2 separate regions of the Homo sapiens genome follow, and region 2 is linked to region 1. The links are chromatin loops, found by intact Hi-C in ENCODE. Cell type or tissue: uterus. All regions are shown on one strand. Links, peaks and the distances in the headings refer to the core of each region. The heading gives the core; the rest is flanking DNA. Region 1 overlaps CSTPP1 (centriolar satellite-associated tubulin polyglutamylase complex regulator 1). Region 2 overlaps MYBPC3 (myosin binding protein C3).

Evidence for each region. A loop is a pair of places that touch in the nucleus more often than their neighbours do. Peaks named below come from ENCODE experiments on the same cell type or tissue, not always from the same donor. Only the 100,000 strongest peaks of a DNase experiment are listed, where the experiment ranks them.
Region 2: it touches region 1 in a loop (2.3-fold over the local background); 62 of 110 quality-filtered maps call a loop at or near these places.

Annotation. Positions count from the first base shown.
Region 1 is chr11:47,155,149-47,166,374 of GRCh38, forward strand. CSTPP1 (centriolar satellite-associated tubulin polyglutamylase complex regulator 1) reads left to right here. Exons shown (of 9, transcript NM_024113.5): 5 at 28-113; 6 at 1,875-2,070; 7 at 2,665-2,774; 8 at 5,979-6,042; 9 at 6,316-7,099. The coding sequence ends at 6,490. It overlaps ARFGAP2 (ARF GTPase activating protein 2), which reads right to left. Exons shown (of 16, transcript NM_032389.6): 15 at 11,120-11,226; 16 at 9,153-10,354. The coding sequence ends at 10,334. LOC124902672 (a long non-coding RNA gene) reads right to left here and starts at 1,878. Exons shown (of 2, transcript XR_007062668.1): 1 at 1,635-1,878. RefSeq lists silencers at 5,910-6,204, 5,955-6,121. In uterus, for the core only: CTCF peaks have their summits at 6,080 (motif pointing left) and 6,591 (motif pointing left); DNase peaks (open chromatin) are centred at 6,083 and 6,592; H3K27ac peaks cover 1,237 bases.
Region 2 is chr11:47,341,232-47,349,347 of GRCh38, forward strand. It overlaps MYBPC3 (myosin binding protein C3), which reads right to left. Exons shown (of 35, transcript NM_000256.3): 6 at 7,193-7,310; 7 at 6,626-6,674; 8 at 6,420-6,449; 9 at 6,195-6,248; 10 at 5,796-5,798; 11 at 5,396-5,413; 12 at 4,976-5,139; 13 at 2,261-2,393; 14 at 2,029-2,031; 15 at 1,790-1,914; 16 at 1,599-1,704; 17 at 1,347-1,513; 18 at 760-925; 19 at 1-13. Among named protein-coding and RNA genes, the nearest start is that of MYBPC3, 7.4 kb to the right of the region's middle. In uterus, for the core only: no CTCF peak of the experiment used is centred there; no DNase peak of the experiment used is centred there.

The sequences.
Region 1 (11,226 bases), core at 1,985-9,984:
CTCTCAGATTCTCTCTTTCCCCTTCAGGATTGTGCTCATGGACGATGCCATGGACTGCTTGATGTCTTTTTCAGATTTCCTCTTTGCCTTCCAGATCCAGTTTTACTACTCAGGTGAGTGTTCCGGGGCTCCATCTGGCTCCGCACAGGACCCTGTCTCCCTGTCCTGCCCTGCTGCCCTGCCCATCTGTGTGCCTGGCACACACGTTTCTCTTCCCCACTTCCTTTGGGGGTGTGCTTCACTGCGGGTCGCTAACAGGATGTCTAGTGTTCAGTGGTGGTCACAAGATTCAGTCTGCAGAGCCGACTTCCTCAGCCTCCTGAAGACACTGAACACCGCAGTGTTTTCAGTCAGCAACGCAACAAATCAGTTTAAGTGATAATGACAATAACAACATCCATAGCATCCACAGCATTCACTGCTTACTGAAAACTTACTATGTCCCAGGCACAGCACTGACTTTAATCTTGACAACAGCCTTGAGAGAGAGTCCTTTCAGAGACAAGCTCACAGAAGTAGTAGCCAGTCATGCAGCTCATAAGTGGTGGAGACCAGACCTGAAGGCTGACTCCAAAGCCAGCGTTCCCAACCTCGCTGCTATTTTACTGCCTTCAAGGGTCTCTCCCTTGGCAACTGATCGTGCGTTTGGGTGCACATTCTCCTCCACCCCACAGCTTTAAAAAAGCATACACCAGTCCTTTGTCACACTCCCACTCTGCTCCCCAATTCACACAGCTGCACCCTTAAGTCTCTCTGGAATCAGATGGAATAAATATAGACAAATAAATATAAATATACACCAGCTCACGCACAGAGACATCAAATGGAGTGCCGGGTTTACAAATTGCTGACTGTGTTCATAAACAAACTTGCTTAAAACAGGCTCTTCCAGTAAATAGAAGGCTGTCCTTAGATCCTAGAGGTGGCCTTCCTGCCAACTGGTGTCCCCAGCCAGCCCTGGCCTCATTTGGGCGCCACATTCTGTTTACTTGATGGCAGCCCAAGGGCTGTACAGTTAGGGGCTGGAGCCTGGGGTCTCGCCACCTGCTCTTAGCAGCACCAGTCATTTCCCATTTCTCTGAAGCTCTTGGGCCCTAGAGAAGGAGCAGCCATGTCTGGGAGAACATTTTTCCCTCACTGTCTCCCCAGCCCTCTTCTCACAGCACCCCCAGAGGGATGGGACAGCCACCACATTGGGCTGGGAGCATTACTGACACTGCCCAGCGGTGTGTGTAGAGACGAGATGGGCCATAAGTCAGCAGTTCTAACAATGGCTCAACTACGAAATTTGAAAACCATTTCAAATGACTGACTCATCAGCAGCTTTCAGGCTTTCTCTGTTCCTCGCTGGTATTCCAACACGCTTTCTTGAGGTAGAGAGGCAGGTGGCCACACACCATGGGGCTTACCAGTGGGAGCATACTCATGTTCACTCCTCCAAAAAATATTTATGGCCTTAATATGTGCCAAGCACAGTGCTAGGCAGGAGAGGCCAACAAGGCATGACCCCGCCTTTGTGCATTCCAGCAAGGAGACAGATTAGACAATTAATGACACAGAAAGCTCCTCACTGGCTAAGTGCCAGAAAAAAAAAAGCCTATGGTGCTATGAAAGTGTGCAATGGCAGGTCTCACCTGGTCCAGGAACAACTGAGCCAAGGATGGGACATTTGAGCAAAAACACAGATTAGTGTCATCTCTCATCAATGTGTTGTCAAACAAGGTTGAGAACTTCTGCTCTCAGGACACCATGCCCTGAGCACTGAGGCTGGTGTGGAACTGGGCTGACAGAGAAGGGAAGACATAGTGAACAGACAAAACATGTCCTCCCTGCCTGAGCCGTCCACACCCACACCCCCACCCCCACGGTTCCAGAATTCCTGGACAGTGTGGCTGCCATCTATGAGGACCTGCTGTCAGGCAAGAACCCCAACACAGTGATTGTGCCGACGTCGTCCAGTGGGCAGCACCGCCAACGACCTGCCTTGGGCGGGGCCGGCACGCTGGAGGGCGTGGAGGCGTCGCTGTTCTACCAGTGTCTGGAAAACCTGTGTGATCGGCACAAGTACAGGTGAGGAACGGGCATGCAGCCCCCAGCCCCCCAGCCCCAGGGGGTCGGACTGCTGGCTGCGGAACAGAGCTCCGCAGGATGTTCTGCGCGGCCCAGGCATTCTAGGGCCCTTGCTGGTCATAATGTAACAGTGCCATTTGCCCCCAAACCAGTTGTTGACTGAAAGGCTCTCAATTAGCTCACTTCAAAAGGACTGCTTTCACTCAGGCAAGACCACTGTAGTTGACCAATTTACTGGGTGACAGACTGGCCTTAACATTTTAGAGAGAAGGAAAGAGTACTCCTTGTATAAAACTTTTCTACACAAAGAGAGGGGTAAGCTGTCCTGTGTGGCACAAGTACCCTTAGGGACTGAGCAACAGGTTTGGTTTCCCGTAGCCATTTCCCACCCCCACTCCCCACCCCGGTGAAAGCACCAGTTAGTGAACATGCCAGCCCCTCCTGACCATAGTGAAGGCCTGATCCCCCAGGGCCTTGGGGCTCCCAAGGCAGGTCCCTGGCTTGGCTGTGGGTATCCTCATGAACCTGAAAGTATGGATGCAGAGGTGGCCCTGAGGCTGGCTAGGCTCTGAATGTGGCATCTCTCCTTCTTAGCTGCCCACCCCCAGCACTTGTCAAAGAGGCCCTCAGCAATGTTCAGAGACTGACCTTCTATGGATTCCTCATGGCTCTCTCAAAGCACCGTGGAATCAACCAAGCCCTCGGTAAGTCAGAGCTAAGCAGCCGTCAGCCTCTCCTGCCGCACAACACAGGGAGCAGCTGGCCTCTGTTAGCAACACGGCTCCAGAGGGGAAGGGGCATCACCATCTCTGCCTTGACTTCCCAGGGCCGGACTCAATCCCAGGGAGCAGGAATATGGCGACAAAACATGGCTCTTACACATTCCCATGGTAGGGGACAGCCCTCCCTGCCTGCAGCCCTGCCCCAACATGAAACCACCTCCCCATAGCAGAAGCGCCCAGCCCCTCCTCAGAGAACCCCAGCTCTGCTTTGGGGAGCAGCCTGCAGGTCGGGCAGACACAGGACTATTTACTCAGTGACGCTAGAGATTATATATCAAAGAGACCTGAATCCCATTTATAAACAAGGCACAGGTGTGTCTGCGGAGACCTTTTTTCCAAGCTGAAAAAAAAAATCTGATTAATCTGAAAGGGAGAAAAACAAAAGTAGGGGAAGTCTGCAGTGGCCCAGTTTTTCCTGCCTGCTGTTTTTTTTCACTGAGCCTTCTCCACCCACCCCACTGTTCCTCCTCCCACAGCCACTGCTCTCCTAAGAGAAGAGCCAGTAAGCCTCCATTCTACTACAGTTTAAGGTTTTTTGTTTTTTGTTTTATTTTGGGACAGAGTCTCGCTCTGTTGCCCAGGCTGGAGTGCTGTGTACAATCTCAGCTCACTGCAGCCTCGACCTCCCGGGCTCAAGTGATGCTCTCACCTCAGCCTCCCTAGTAGCTGGGACTACAGGCATGCGCCACCATCCTGGAAAATTTTTGTGTTTTTTGTACAGACTGGGTTTCACCATGTTGCCCAGGCTGGTTTCAAACTCCTGGGCTCAAGGGATCCCCTCACCTTGCTCTCCCAAAGTACTGGGATTACAGTTGTGAGCCACTACGCCCAGCAAGGAGTTCTTTTTTGTGTCTCGAGAGATCCTCCTGCTGTGCTTGGGATCCCAGGTGCCTGAGTCTCAAGGAAAAGACACACAGCATCCCCCTTCCTTTTGCCAGTTGAGGGAATGGGATTAAGGGAAGGAAAGTTAACATTCACTAAATGCCAACCACAGCAGGCTAAGTACTGTGCTGGATGCTTTATATTTTTTATCTTACACAATATACAGTTAGCCAGGGATGCTCTGGGATACACAAGCACAAACCCCAGCAGGCTGAACTGCATGCCACCCACAGCCTGGTTATTCTGAGTCAGTGCTTGGGGCATGCACAGGTCTGGGGAGCCCTCAACTGAAGTTGGTAGCCAAGGTTACCCACTGGACTAAGACTAGAAAGGAGGCAATTGACAGGCCAGGCGTGGTGCCTCACGCCTGTAATCCCAGCACTTTGGGAGGCTGAGGCAGGTGGATCACCTAAGGTCAGGAGTTCAAGACCAGCCTGACCAACATGGTGAAACCCCATCACTACTGAAAATACAAAAATTAGCTGGGTATAGTGGCCCGCACCTGTAATCCCAGCTACTCGGGAGGCTGAGGCATGAGAATCGGTTGAGCCCAGAAGGCGGAGGTTGCGGTGAGCCGAGATCACGCCATTGCACGCCAGCCTGTGCGACAGAGCAAGACAGTCTCAAAAAAGAAAAAAAAAACAAAAACAGGCGAGAGTCAGGAATCAAGAGTAAGGGGGAGGCGGGTGGGATCTGCCCTGGTGTTCTTTCATACTCCTCGTTATGACCACTCTTTCTTCCCACCAGTAGCAGCCACTAGGAAGGAGAAGCCAATTAGCAACTGGGTCACAGCCTGAAGTAACCTCATCCCCCTTTTCTAAGGGCCTTTAAAAAGGACACTGGCTGGGTGTGGTGGCTCACGCCTGTAATCCCAACACTTTGGGAGGCCGAGGCGGCGGATCACCTGAGGTCAGGAGTTCGAGACCAGCCTGGCCAACATGGAGAAACCCCGTCTCTACTGAAAATACAAAATTAGCCAGTTGTGGTGGCACATGCCTGTAATTCCTGCTACTGGGGAGGCTGAGACAGAAGAATCACTTGAACCAGGGAGGCGGAGGTTGCAGTGAGCCAAGATCGCATCATTGCATTTCAGCCTGGACAACAAGAGCGAAACTCCATCAAATAAATAAACACTAATAGCCAGACATGGTGGCTCCACCTGTAATCCCAGCATTTGGGGAGGCTAAAGCAAGAGGATTGCTTGAGCCCAGGAGTTAATGACCAGCCTGGGCAATATAGGGAGAACCCCGTCTCTTTAGAAAAAAAACAAAAATTAGCTGGGTGTGGTGGCATGTACCATTGGTCTCAGCTACGCAGGAGGCTGAGGTGGGAAGATCGCTTGGGCATGGGAGGTCGAGGCTGCAGTGAGCCATGATCACTGCACTCCAGCCTGGGTGACAAAGCAAAACTCTGTCTCAAAAAAAAAAAAAAAAAAAAAGTCACTCTCATTCAACCACTTTTACTGCACACTAACATTGGGTGGTTGGATGGAATGGGAGACAGAAAGAAGCATGTGGTCTCAGGCCTCACCTGCATCTCCAGCGTATGAAATAGAAATCCGGAGATACACTGGTTGACGCGTCACGGAGGTCAGCCCTGTTCCCTTAGTCCCCAGGGCACCCCACAAATGAGAGGGTTCTATGAGATGTACTTTGAAAACCACTAACTTAGGGCAAGAGGGGCCAGGAGGCATCATCTGAAAAAGATTTGGAAAAAGGGGAAATCTGCCTGTGCCGGGTTAATTCTGGCCCTGACCCAGCCTTCTCCTCTTGCCCCTGGGATCCTCCTTGGAGAAGCAGAGGCAGCATTTTTTTTTTAACCATCTGTCTCCAAAGTGGGGTCATCCTGATTTAGGGACACAAAATTAGGTAATGTCTGACCTTTGGGCTTAGCCTGGACCATATCCTTTTCAGCCCAGTACCTGAGGCCTCAAGAAGGAACTCAACTCCCAGCACCAGGTCACAACCACCACCTGGTGTTGGAAGGGGATCACCACACTCCTTGGCTGTGGTGTCTGCCCCAGGCAGGGAAAGTAGGCAGTGGGATTCAATAAATGTATCAAGCAACAGCGAGCACCTTCCTGCTCCGTGACTGTTCTTGGCCCCTCTAGCAGTCCTCAGATCTTTAGATCGGCCCTCGCAGGGTCAGCAGAACAGGCAGCCGTGAAGGTGAGGGGCATGGAGGAATCTGTTGCCTGGCTGAAGGGCCCTCAGATTAACTACTGTGCCCCCAATGATCTCCTAGGAGCTTTGCCTGACAAGGGGGATCTGATGCACGACCCAGCAATGGATGAAGAGCTGGAACGGCTGTAAGTGTCAAGTGGGAGGATACTGCCCCCTTGTGGGGGCCAGACGGGTCGGACACGGCTGTGCCCCATCTGGGGCCAACACCACTTGTCTGTAACATCCCACATCTGCCAGGGAAGGGTCTGGGGGCCAGTGGAGGCCTGAGGTGTCCCTCCCTCTGAGTCCTTTGGGGGCTGCAGCCCAGGGGTTTACCCTAGTGTTAAGAGTGGGCATGGAGGCCCTGCTCTCTGTACAGGAGGCCTCTCGCTGCCCTCCAGGCTTCTTCCCTTCTTCAGGCTGGCCCAGGTCCCAGGCCTGGTCAACTCGGTCACAGCCAGTCCAGAGGCCAGTTGCCTGCCTTCCCGGACCCCTCCCCGGGTTGGCTCTCCCTGGAGACCTCTCCATCATTCCCGAAAAGTGGATGGAGAGAGTGATGGCTCCACTGAAGAGACAGACGAGTCGGAGACTTGAGGAGTCCAAAGGGTCCTGCCCACAGCGCCCTGTACCTGCTCCCACCCAGCCCTTGGTGTGCCCACCCAGCCTCCTCTCCAGCACCTTGCTGTGCTGCCCTCTGCTGCTGACAAGGTGAATAACAGCCCCAAGACCAGCCAGAGGGGCTCTGATGATCAGCCCAGCCAGTGGCCCCGGAAGGTGAATGGCCTGCTCTCCCTGGCCCTATCAGCCTGTGAACTTCACTTAGGCCCCAAGCTGACAGACTGTGCTGAGGCCACCTTGTCACGCCGTAGCCTGTTAGTCCTCCTAACCTCTTAAGAGCAGTCTCTTCTGAGCCAGCCTCTGCGGGTCCCCCAATAAGGTTCATCTCCTCACAGCAACTCCATTAAGGGGGAGAACCCGAATAGCCACGCAGGGCCTTGCACCATCAAGGGTGACACCTGCGACGCAAGTACCAGGAGGACATAACCGCTGTGGCCTGTTGGAGAACAGCCAGTAGCCTTGGTAATATGAAGGGTGGGCCAGAAGATGATTTCACTTGCAAAAACTGCTTCAAGTCTTGACCCCTTTGTGTCTAATAGCTAAACAAACATGTGAAACGAATAAAAAGTCCCTCATGTCTGGTAACTGGTGAGTCTAAAGCTCCTAGGCTGAGGGGAGAAGGGAGAGGGGGAGTTTGGGTTTTCGGTGCTTTTCTGGTAGGACTAGGAGGTAGGCCAGTGGCCCACTCAGACCTGGGGACCTGCCTCAGACAACGAGCAGAGGGGCCTAGCTTCGCACAAGAGCAACCTTCCAGAGGAAAAGTGCTCACAGCTGGAACGGCCTTCAGGAAACAGGTTCAGAGGGTTCAAGGCCAGGTTCCCATAACTTTAAAGACCGTGGCCATAAAGGGTTAATACTGCACAGCCTTCCAGCCAGGGTTTCAGTCAACATTTGCCAAGCACCTGCTTGGGGTTAGAACAGTGGGATGCAGCTGTGAAAGACAGACAGACACAGCCTGGGGCAGACACATCCCAGCCAAGACTGGAGGCAGGTAAGGACGAGTGTCTTCAACTTCTTTGGATTGAGGGCTGAAGGGGCGGGGTCCCCCAGAAAGCAAAACCCACCCAGAAGCCCAAGCAGAACAGGACTGCCTCCTCTGAAGGTGGATGTCACCACTACTAGGCATACACATTTCCTTGGGCTCATCCCTACCCAGAACGGATCATTACAGGAACTGCCTCCCAAACCCCTGCAGAGCTGAGGCCAAGACTAGGCATTCCAGCCCCGAAGCTGCTCCAGGATGCAGTGGCTCATTGCCTGTAATCCCAGCACTTTGGGAGGCCAAGGTGGGCCAACTGCTTGAGCCCAGGAGTTCAGGACCACCCTGGGAAACATAGTAGGACCCTATCTCTACAAAATAACCTTAGCCAGGCATGGTAGCTTGCACCTGTAGTCCCAGCTACTTGGGAGACCCGAGGTAGATCACTTGAACCCAGGAGGTTGAGGCTGCAGTGAGCCATGATCGTGCCACTGCACTCCCGTCTGAGTGACTGACAGAATGAGACCATCTTAAAAAAAAAAAAAAAAAAAAGCTCAGGCTGCGTGATGAGCTCTGTAGGCCCACAATGATGCACAGCCCATAAGAGACATGGTTCTCAAATCCTGGTGTCCTCAGAATCACAGGAAAGCCTACTGACGATGCAAATTACCAAGCTCCAGAGAGTCTAACTCTATCAACTTGGGATGGAGTCCAGAAATTCCAGATGATCCCAAAGCTGAATGAGTCCCAAACCTACACTCTGCAAATCCCTGGCTTACAGCCCCCTGGCTCCCTCTGCCCATCCTTTCTAATCATCCACTTCCCAGACCAGTGGTCTGTAACTACCGTGAGGACTCCTAAGGTGGCACAGAGATGTTTCAGAAGCCCCCAAGAGAAAGGGGTGGCCAAGCTAAGGATTTACACACAAACACACACCTTTTCTTCCCTAAATTTAAAGGGTCCCATTAACGTCTAAGAGTATGTGTGTGTATGTATATATATGTAATTTTTTCTTTTTTGAGACAGGGTCTCACTTTATCACCCAAGCTGGGGTGCAGTGGCGCGATCTAGTCTCACTGCAACCTCTGCCTCCCGGGTTCAAGTGACTTCTGCTTCAGCCTCCTGAGTAGCTAGGATTACAGGCATGCACCACACCGCCCCCACCCCGCTAATTTTGTATTTTTAGTAGAAATGGGGTCTCACCATGTTGGCCAGGCTGGTTTCAAACTCCTAGCCTCAAGTGATCCACCCGCCTCAGCCTCCCAAAGTGCTGGGATGACAGCCATGAGCCACTGTACCCGGCGTTAAATATTTCTTAAACTCCACTGAAACCCATCCCCAGTCAAGCCTACTGCCGTGACAAGGGGCAGGACTGCTGAGGTTGCTCGCTCGCCCTCAGCCAGCGAGTTAAAGGGCCAACTAATGCCAGCTCTTTCCTCTGCGTGCCACAGGGTGGTGAGGTCGAAGCTGCACCGGACCTCACGGCAGCACAGAGCCAAGGAGCCAGGGGCCTTTGGCTTTCAGAGAAGAGAGAAGCAGGAGGCCCTGGAGAGAGTGTCCTCAGCTTCGGTACCGACGCCCTACCATTACCGGTGGGAGCCCAGAGAGTGAGGCCAGGGGCCGGCACTGGGCAGGGAGGCAGGATCCAGAGGACACTGCTTCACTCAGACCAACAGGGAGCCAGGCCCTGCAGGGGCTTTATTTTGACACCACTTTGTTTCAATACAAACAGTCCAGAAAGAAAGTCAAGTCCCTCTGGGGGAGGGGCAAGGGGAAGAGTGGTCTGTGTTGCTTGGGAGCCCAACCTACAACCCAAAGGTGGGGGCTGGGCTGAGACTGCCGGTGCGGCAGGGGAAGATGGCACCAAGAATGACAGTGCTTGGCTCAGCTGCCAGAGGGTGAGGCCCACAGCTCTCACTGGCGGGTGCTGTCCAGGCCAAGCCCAGAATGATGCAGAGGAAGGAGCTCAGCCCCAGGAGCCTGCCTCTGCCTCTCACATCCTCTGCTTCCCTGGCCAGCATCAAGCTCACAGCATCCAGAGTCGAATCACAGCAGACAAGACCCTCCATGGCCACCAACCCGGGGAAGAAGGGATAAAGAATGTCACAGAGGGTCCTGCATTCCACAGCAGATGGTACAGAGGGACCCTGAGACACCCTGAAACAATCTTCCAAGTGCTTACTGTAGAAAGGGGTGGTGAGACGGGAGAACCCAAGGGTCTCCGGTCTGATCCCAAATGAAACCTTTAGGTACCAGGTAAAGTTTCCAGCCCTTGGTAACGCCCAGACAAAGGTCCTTCCCCTCTCCTGGCACCCAGAAGAGGCCACTGGCAGCAGCAGCAGCAGCAAGTCCGCAGCCTCTTTCCCCATGGGACGGGTCTACAGTGAACTCCTTCCAGGCCTCCCCCTGGTTCCAGAGGATGGGGACCCAAGGCCTCGAACTAGAAGAACCCTAGAGCCAGCAAAAAAAGCCTTCTACCTTCCGCTTTCCCTACCTGGGGAAAGTCTGGACCCAGAATAAGCCATCGTGGGGGAACCCCCTTTCCCAGTATGGCAGGATAAGTGAGCAGCAGCTGTGGGGGCAGGACAGAAGGACAAGAGTCTAACACACGGAGGGTGGTGTGAGAGGGAATAAAGGGCTCAGTCCACAGGCAGAGGACAAGGGCTGGTACTGACCATTCCCCTCACAGGAGTGAGCGCCTCAAAGGCCACCCCACACACACACCACACATACGAAGTAACAAATCCTCCCCAGCTTCCACAAGGCAAAGCATCCCCAGCCTGGGAACTGTGGAGTTCTTGTTGCCGTCACCATCGTAAGCCTGAGTCACAGAGCTCGGATCAGTAGGAACCGTAGCGATCCTGGGGGCGAGGGGGGAGAAAAAAAAAAAAAAAGTCAGAGGCTCTAAGCTGCAGCAGCTTCCCAGCAAACACACTGCCTGCCCCAGCACCCCACAGCAAGACTGGGGAGGCAGGGGCTGGACAGCCCGGTGAGGCAGGAGTCCACGGTGAGAGCTGGGGCAGCGGCCACTCGGGCACCCGACAACAGGGAAGCCCTGCCTGGCCTCACAGAAGCTGGGAAGAGAAGAGAAAGAGCGGTACAGGTGACAAGGCCAGGGAAGATCATGGCAGACACAGAGGCATCTTGGAGAGGCCCGGCCCTGGCACGGAGCTGAAAGGAAGGAAGCTGCCCTCCAAGAAAATGCCTCTCTCTAGACTCTTGCTTTTTCGTTTGTGGTTTTTTTTTTGAGACAAGAGTTTCACTCCTGTCACCCAGACTGGAGTGCAGTGGCATGATCTCAGCTCACTACAACCTCCAGGTTCAAGCGATTCTCCTGCCTCAGCATCCCGAGTAGCGGGATTACAGGTGCACGCCATCATGCCCAGCTAATTTTGTATTTTTAGTAGAGACGGGGTTTTGCCATGTTGGTCAGGCTGGTCTCAAACTCCTGACCTCAAGTGATCCACCCATCTCAGCCTCCCAGTGCTGGGATTACAGGCGTGAGCCACCACACCCGGCCGAAAATGCTCTTAAGGCTCAGAGGGGCTGAGCAGTAGCAGTGTCTCTATGTGGTGGCGAAGGGCAAACCTCCCAGCACTCCTCATTAGGCCCCACTTCAGCCTCACCTGCAAGGAATTCATCACACCATTGGCCAGCACAGCCATTTTCCCAGCCACAGACTTGACACCCTGCTTAAACTGGGCAATGTCCGCTGTAGGCAGCACGTTCCCCA
Region 2 (8,116 bases), core at 1-8,000, 180 kb after region 1:
CAGTTTGTGGACCCTGCAGGGGAGCAGTGGCTCAGGGGACCCCACTGGGCCACACACCCCTGGCCTTGCCAGATACCCCAGCCAGGGTCCCAGGAGGCCCTCACCTTGTCCTGGCTTGTTGGTATTCTGATTTTTAAAAATGCCTTTTTTTTTCTATATTATCTAATTTTCCAGCTTTTTAATGTGCCTTCAGAGGTAGGCAGCGTAAAAGTGATTTCTACATCAAAGCATCTCCTTGGCTGGGCCCTTGGAGACTGGGCAGGGGCTGGGTCTCATTAATCTCTGTGAACTTGGGCCCAGCACGGCCAGCCCAGTTGCTCCAGGGATGAGCAAGAGGGCGGGAGAGGCAGTGAGGGCCTCTGGCCAGAGCCGGCCTCCTTGGTGGCCTCCTGCCCTGCCCTGGTCACAAGCTGGGGGAGGGTGCTGGGGAGCGCTCGACCCCGTCCGTGTCTCTCCCTGCTGCCTCTTTGTCTCTGTCCCTCTGTTCTTCTCTGTCTCTGACGAACTCTCCTATGTGTGTGCCTCCCTGTGCATATCTTTCTGTCTCTATAGAACTATTTCTGTCTTTCTGTCTCTTTGTCTTTTTGGGTCTGTCTGTTTCTCCCTCTCTGTGGGTCTCTGTCTCAGTCTCTGTCCTGTCTCTGTGCATCTGCCTCTCTGTCCACCTGTCTTTATCTCTCTCTCTCTGTTTCTCCCTGTGTCTCTCTCTGTCTCCATCTCAGTCTCCACCTGTCCCATCCACCTGCCCTGCACACTCACCGCCCGATGTGGGACACCTTTATGCGGCTGTCGGGCACCAGCTCCTTCCCATTCTTCAGCCACACACCCCGAACATTCTCATCTGAGACCTCACATTTGAACACCGCCTGGTCCTTTGCGCCCACCATCAGGTCTGCGATGCTCTGGTACACCTCCAGCTTCTTTTCTGCAGGGCAGGGCAGAGCCATTGAGCTCGGGAGGGTGTGTGGGTGTGGCGTGAATCCCTGTGGAGGGCGTGTGGGCCCATGGGCGCTGGTGCGCACGTGTCTGGGTGCATGTGGGCATGTGAAAACACGTGTGCCTGTGTGTGCCATGTTTGCCTGTGATGGTGCAGTGCACATAAGGAACCTCAAGTGTCTGAGGGGTGGTGATGCTCACCAGGCCCGTATGACCCTCTCAGTACCCTCTGGAGCGGTCACCTCAGCATCGTCATTTTAGAGATGAGAAGGATGAGGTTTAGGCTGTCAAAGGCCCAAGGTCACAGAGGCCTTGAGCCCAGGTTTGCCTGCTCCCCTACAGGGCTAGGTGGGGTGGGGGCTGAGGGGTCCAAGCCCTAAAGCCTCATGTGCCCCCCCAGCCAGGCTCACCCTGCACAATGAGCTCAGCCAGCGCCTGGCCCCCGCTAGTGCACAGTGCATAGTGCCCCGCGTCCTCCAGCATGGCCTCGTTGATGATCAGGTGGTGTCTCTGCCCGTCCTTCTTGAACCGGTATTTGAAGGTCTCCTCCCGGGTCAGCTCCACCCCGTCCTTCAGCCTAGCCGGGTGGGTGGGTGGCAAGTGCTGTGGCCTCTTCTGGGCAGATGCCCCCAACACCCATGCCCCGTGCTTCTGGAACTCACCATTTGACTTGCGCCCCCTCCTCCGATACTTCACACTCAAACTCCACCCGCTGCCCCACCATCACCAGCTGGTCCTCCAAGGGGCGCGTGATGAGCACAGGGGGCTCTGTCCAGGCAGGGTGAGCATGAGGGTTGGCTCCCCTGAGGCCATCTCCTCCCCAGGTTCCCACATCCTCAGGTCCCAGGCCCACCTTTCACAAAGAGCTCCGTGCTACACTTCTCGCCACCCACCACGCACTGGTAGGCTGCGTCGTCCGCCAATGAGCACTGGCTGATGGTCAGGGTACGCTTGGCACCGATGGACTCAAAGATGTACCTGGGTGGGGGCCGCAGGGAAGTGGCAGGAAAGCTGCGGACACCCCTCCGGGCCCAGTGCGCCCCATGATAATCCCTGTGCCCCCCACCCCAAGCCATCCAGAGGGGAACTTACTTGCTGTAGAACAGAAGGGGCCGTTGAAGTGTTCCCGACGGGAGGAAGTGAGCCCGAGACAAAAGGAGAGAGAGAGAGGGACCGGCAGGAGCAAAAGGATGGGAAATTAGGCCCAGAGAGATGGGGCTGAGAGCCACACCGAGTCAGAGATACGCATGTGGAGAGGGGCAGGAGGCAAGGCTATGGGGGTCCCCACCTCCACCCGAGCCCCCCTCCCCACCCCAGGCTGCACCTGCCGCTCATCTGGATCTCCTGGCCATTCTTGAGCCATTTGACCTCAGCGTCATGGTCAGCCAGTTCCACGGTCAGCCGGATCTTGTGGCCTTTGCTCACCTGGTAGGCCGGCTCCAGCTTCTTCTGAAAGGCTGAGCACCACCCCTCAGCCCCGGCCACCCCACCGCCCGCACCCTGCTCCCCCAGGCCAAGCTACTGTGGCTGTGGCTGGGGCCCAGGTCCCCCCCTCCAATCCCCTCTGTGCCGCCCCGCTTCCACTTCTCTGTGTCTCTATTTCTTTTTGTTTTGTTTGTTTGTCTGTTTGTTTGTTTTTTGGACAGAGTCTTGCTCTGTTGGCCAGGCTGGAGTGCAATGGCGCCATCTTGGCTCACTGCAACCTCTGCCTCCCAGGTTCAAGTGATTCTCCTGCCTCGGCCTCCCGAGTAGCTGGGATTACAGGCATGTGCCACCACGCCCAGCTAATTTTTGTATTTTTAGTAGAGACGGGGTTTTACCATGTTGGCCGGGCTGGTCTTGAAATCCTGACCTCAGGTGATGCGCCCGCCTCAGCCTCCCAAAGTGCTGGGATTACAGGCATGGTGTCTTCATTTCTTTATCTGTGTCTATGTGTCAACCCACCTCCTTGTCTCTGTCTGTCTGACCTTGTCCTTCTGTCTTCCTTGGGGTCCTCTCCACCTGCTCAGCTCAGGGATTGGGTTAGGGGCTTCCAGAAAGACAGAAGCTTGTCAGGAGAACTGGGGCTGGGACAGCTGTGCCTTCTCTTCTCTCAGCAACCCCTGAGTTGTGTACTCTTCCCAGGCGCTCCCACCTAGCAGCCCTCTGTGCCCAGCACTCTCACTCCCATCTCAGCCCCCAGGGCCAGTGCGGTGGTCCCCATGCTGCTGCAGTGGGGGAAATAGGGCTCAGAGAGGCGACTGGCCCAATGCCACCAGCCCAGCAGGTGTGTGGCAGAGCTGGGTCTTGAGCCCAGCCCTGCTCCACAACAATGCCTCCTCTTGCGGCCGTGTTTGTAAAAGCCCATGTTGCTGCTGCTGAGCCCAGGGAGGAAGTGGGGGCTCCATCCACCGAGCAGAGAAGGACCCCTGAGTCCTCAAATACTCTGGCTGGGCCTGGAGTCAGCTGCGGAGGGGCAGAGATCTACTGCTGGGTGCTCTGTGACCTTGCGCTAGTTCCTTAAACCCTCTGTGCCTCGGTTTCCTCAGTAACATGGAAATGGTAATAGTCCTTCCATCATAGTGTTGTTTCGAGAATTAAATGAGATAATTACATAAAGCACCTAGTGGCTGGCTTAGGAAGGAACTCACTCACTTTTTTTGAGATGGAGTCTCATTCTGTCACCCAGGTTGGAGTGCAATGGCACAATCCTGACTCACTGCAACCTCTGCCTCCCGGGTTCAAGTGATTCTCCTGCCTCAGCCTCCGGAGTAGCTGGGATTACAGGCGCCTGCCACCATGCCCAGGTAATTTTGTATTTTTAGTAGAGACGGGGTTTCACCATGTTGGTCAGGCTGGTCTTGAACGCCTAACCTCAGGTGATCCACCTGCCTCGGCCTCCCAAAGTGCTGGGATTACAGGCGTGAGCCACTGCACCTGGCCAGCAATTTGCTCTTTTTACTGTTGTTGCTATTCCTGGAAGACACCCCTACCCTCGGAGGTCCCCATCTGCCTTGCCAGCCTCCATCTTTTCCTCCTTGGGCACCTACAGTCCTTTGCTTGGTGCCCTCTGGGCTCAGCAGTTCAGGAGTTAACCCAGAGGAACATTGGTGGCATTCAGGGGATCCCTGGCTTAAATGGGGCCACGGTGCCGGTAAGGGCCAGGCCACCTAGCGATGGGGTGATGGGAAACCCAGTGAGGCTGAGACAACAGGGAGGCAGGGCAGAGGGATAAGGGGCCTGGGGGAGGTCAGCAGGGAGGGACTAACCAGCTCCTCTCCCCGTCCCCATGATCGTGTGTGTTTTGTGTGTGTGCTTTGGGAGGGGCTTGTCTCCCATATCCTGCATGGAAGCTGACCCCTCCATTCAGTCGGTGTTTATAGAGCGCTCGAGGTGTGTGCCAGGCCCTGTGCTAGACCCAGACATGGTGGGGAGAAGGCATGTGAGACCCCTGCTTTCCCGGCTCACACCCGCCCTTGTCAACCCCTCAGTGGAGAAGGGCTATTCCTGGGCTCTCCTCTTTCCATCTGCCTGGGGGTGAGGGTAGTTAACCCAAGCCCTCCTGCTTTGTTTGCCTGAGAGAAAGATTAGCCAGGCTCTTTTCTTTGCCTGTGTGTGGCTCTCCAGGCTTAGCGGGCCTCTTCCCTTTTCTTTTGGGTGTGGAGAGGGTTAACCGGGCTTCATTTCTTTTCAGAAGAGGGTAGAGAAAGAAAGTGTAGCCTGATTTTTCCTTGGTGAGGAGGGTTAACCTGAGCTCTGTCCTTTTCCTTGTGGCTGTCCTGGCCTAACTTTTGCTCTTCTCTTCTATCTCTGTGGTAAGGGGCTAACCTGGGCATTCTTGGCTTTTTCTACACAAGGAGGGGTTAACCTGGGCTCTTCTTTCCTGTGAGTCTCTGTGCTAAGCCGGACTCCGCTCTTTCCATGTATGTGGACGAGGTGGGGGGCTAACCTGTGCCCTCTCCTCTCCCCTGTGGGGAAGGGCTAACCTATGCCCTCTCCTCTCCTGTGTAGGGAAGGGCTAGCCTGTGCCCTCTCCTCTCCCCTCTGAGGAAGGGCTAACCTGTGCTCTTCTTCTCATCGCGCCTCATGCCCTTGAGCCTCTTTAGCATGCCGCGCAGGTCAGTGACGCCGTACTGGAAGGCGATGCGCTCGTACTCAGATGGGGGTGCCTGCCGTAGGATCTCCCACACGTCCTCCTCTGCTGGTGCCTCCAGCTTCGAGTCCCTGTGTCCCGCAGTCTAGGCTGTGGCCGGGGGCAAGACTGCAGCCCCCTGGGCGGGGCTTCCTGGGCCCAGGACCAAGGAGCTGTAGCCACCCCTGTCCCTCTGCCCCTTCCCTTCTGGTGGGGCAGCTGGAGCTGCTCTGGGTCCCAGGCCAGGCAGGACTGGGGGCCAAGGGAGCTGAAGAGGGGCTGGGGATCTGGAGGGGCTCCTGGCAGAATTAGGGGTGATGAGGGTGCTGTGCTATGTTGGGCACTCACCTCGGGGTCCGGAAACTGCTGCTCCAGGGGTGGGGGTGGGAGAAAGGGTAGGTGGCACATGAGAGGTATGGCCACCTTCCCTCAAAGACCTGGACCCCACCCATGGGCCTTTACTTCCTCCCTATTTTCCGCACTTGCACTCCCTGTGTTGTGGGGCACCCATGCTGCTCCGGAGGCTCTGGCAGGACCTCCTGTGTGCATTACTTTTTCTTATCCCTCCTAAGCTCTGACAGATAGGTGGGTGGCAGGAGAAGCCCAAGGCACAGAGACTCACCCCTGTCCGTGGGGAGCCGCACCCTGCTCTGAGTCTCTCACCACAGCCTCTCAGAGAGGGGACGGGAATCCCCTCTGCACCCACCAGCGCCCTGCCGCCCCCAAACACCCAGACCCCGATTCTTACTCTCTGGGCCACAGCAGCAGCAGCCATAATGGAGGGGCCGGGGGAGAGGGAGAGAGAGGGCAGAGAGAACATAAGTCAGTTGGGCCGACCTGGTAGACCCTGCAGCTCTGGGGACCCTCTCTCTGTTCCTTCTGGGTCCCCGGAGTTTACGGAGGGAGCTTTTGCAGCCTCAAGTGTGGAGTGGCCGTGGGGGACACTGTGAGGATGACTGTTGACGGGACATAATGTCTGCAGAGCCCTTTAACTCCTTCCACACTGGGATCATCCCCTCGACAGACAAGGAAACCAACTCAGAGAGGTGCAGTGTTGTGCTCAGGGTCACACAGCTGGCAAACCACAGTGCTGGGATTTGGAGCCAGGCCTCACCAGCTGCCCCAGGAACTGCCACCCAGGACTCACCTCTTTTTCAGCAGTGAGCTGAAGTCCAGAATCCCAGTGTCCTCATGGCTATCACTATGGAGAGGGACCCCCAGTGAGGCTGCAGTGAGGGACTGGAAAGGGATTAGGAGCAGGATGGGAGTGGAGTGGGGAGGGAGAAAGGGACACTAGCCAGATTGGGCTCCCACCCGTCTCAGACCCCTGGGGGTCTGCGGATGGTGCAGGTAGGGCCTGGGGCAGGGGTACCTGATCCGCCGACCACCTCCAGCCAGGCTCCTGTGGGGGTTAGACTCAGTATCCTCACCTGCCTGGGAAGCTTGCTCTCCCCTGCAGCCCCCACTGACTTCAGCTCCGCCCCGCAAATCATCCCCAGCCCTGACCCCCAGTCGAGACCCTGAAGGGCCTCAGACTCCAGCACTGGCCTCCCCCAGGCCCTGAGGATGGCCACTCACGTGCGGCGGAAGGCTGATAGGAGGTCCAGGTCTCCGGTGCCCATGGCCTCTGGGTTCAAAGGGTGGAGAGATGGGGGAAGGGGCTTCAGAGGGGGCCGTTTGAGAAGCCCTGCCCTGGGGGCGGCCTCTGAGTATTCACAGACTTGCCCATTCATGACCCCATGAGGCTGGGCATCTGCCCCAGGATCTCACCTTCCCAGCCTTTCCCAGGGTCAAGGTACCAGGCAGGTGGGACGGTTTATTGTCCCCAATTCCCACCCATCTCTCAACTCACCTTCACCCATCGCCCAAACATTCAGACAGTGCCAGGCCATGGGCCAGGAGCCGTGACACCAAGATGATAAAACAGAGTCCCACCCAGATGAGACCCGGACTCAGCCCTAAGCCCCCACGCCTACCCTGCAAGCCTTGGGGTTTCTCTCACACCCTGTGTGTGCAGCACTGGGCACGTGGCCAGCACTCATGTCTGGATGGGACGAGGCATCCTCCTTAGTGTTGGGAAAAGGAGGTAGGAGACCAGGACCCATGGGGAGCCCGAGCCCAGGACAGACACCAGGGCCCCCTCACCGTGGACAGTGAGATTGAAGTTGGAGCAGTCAAATTTGTCCTTGGTGGACACCTCACAGCGGTAGCTGCCAGTGAAGGCAGGCTGGGCATCGGTGATGTGCAGCTCGAACAGATAGACCTGTGTGCATGGAGGGACGGGGCGTCAGGGGACACCAGGGGCCGGGAGACAAGGCTCCGCACCCTTAAAGGAGACTGGGAGTGGCCGGGCGCGGTGGCTCAGGCCTGTAATCCCCACTTTGGGAGGCTGAGGCGGGCGGATCACATAAGACCAGGAGCTCCAGACCAGCCTGGCCAACGTGGTGAAATTCCGTCTCTACTAAAAATAACGAAAATTAGCCAAGTATGGTGGTGCACACCTCTAGTTTCAGCTACTCGGGAGGCTGAGGTGGGAGAATCGCTTGAACCCAGGAGGTGGAGGTTGCAGTGAGCCGAGATTGAGCCACTGCACTCCAGCCTGAGCGACAGAGCGAGACCCTGTCTCAAATTATATATATATATATATATTTAAAGGAGGCTGGGAGTGACAAATGCTCATCGATCTTCGCACCCTCAGGCTTTAGTTAACCCATACAGAGTTTTTGTACAGAGAAAGGGGACTATCTCGAAACCCATGATTGCCATCTGCTGGCACATGGTTGTGGTGAAATACAGGCTTTTGTGCAATGCACAGCCCCGCACAGCAGAACATGTTGGCCTCTCTTGCTAGAGGCCCCCTTGCCTAGCCCAGGACTGGGGAAGGTTGGGAAAAGCAGAGGCTTGGAGTGAACAAACAAGGGGACTTAAGCCTTAAGGTTCTGGTGGGCAGGGCGGAAAAAAACAAAACACAAAAAACGAAGGCTTAAGGTTCTAGGCCTATGTCTAAGTGACCTTGGAGCAGCCACTTAACCTCTCAAGCTTTGGTTTCCGTGTCTGTATAATGAGGAA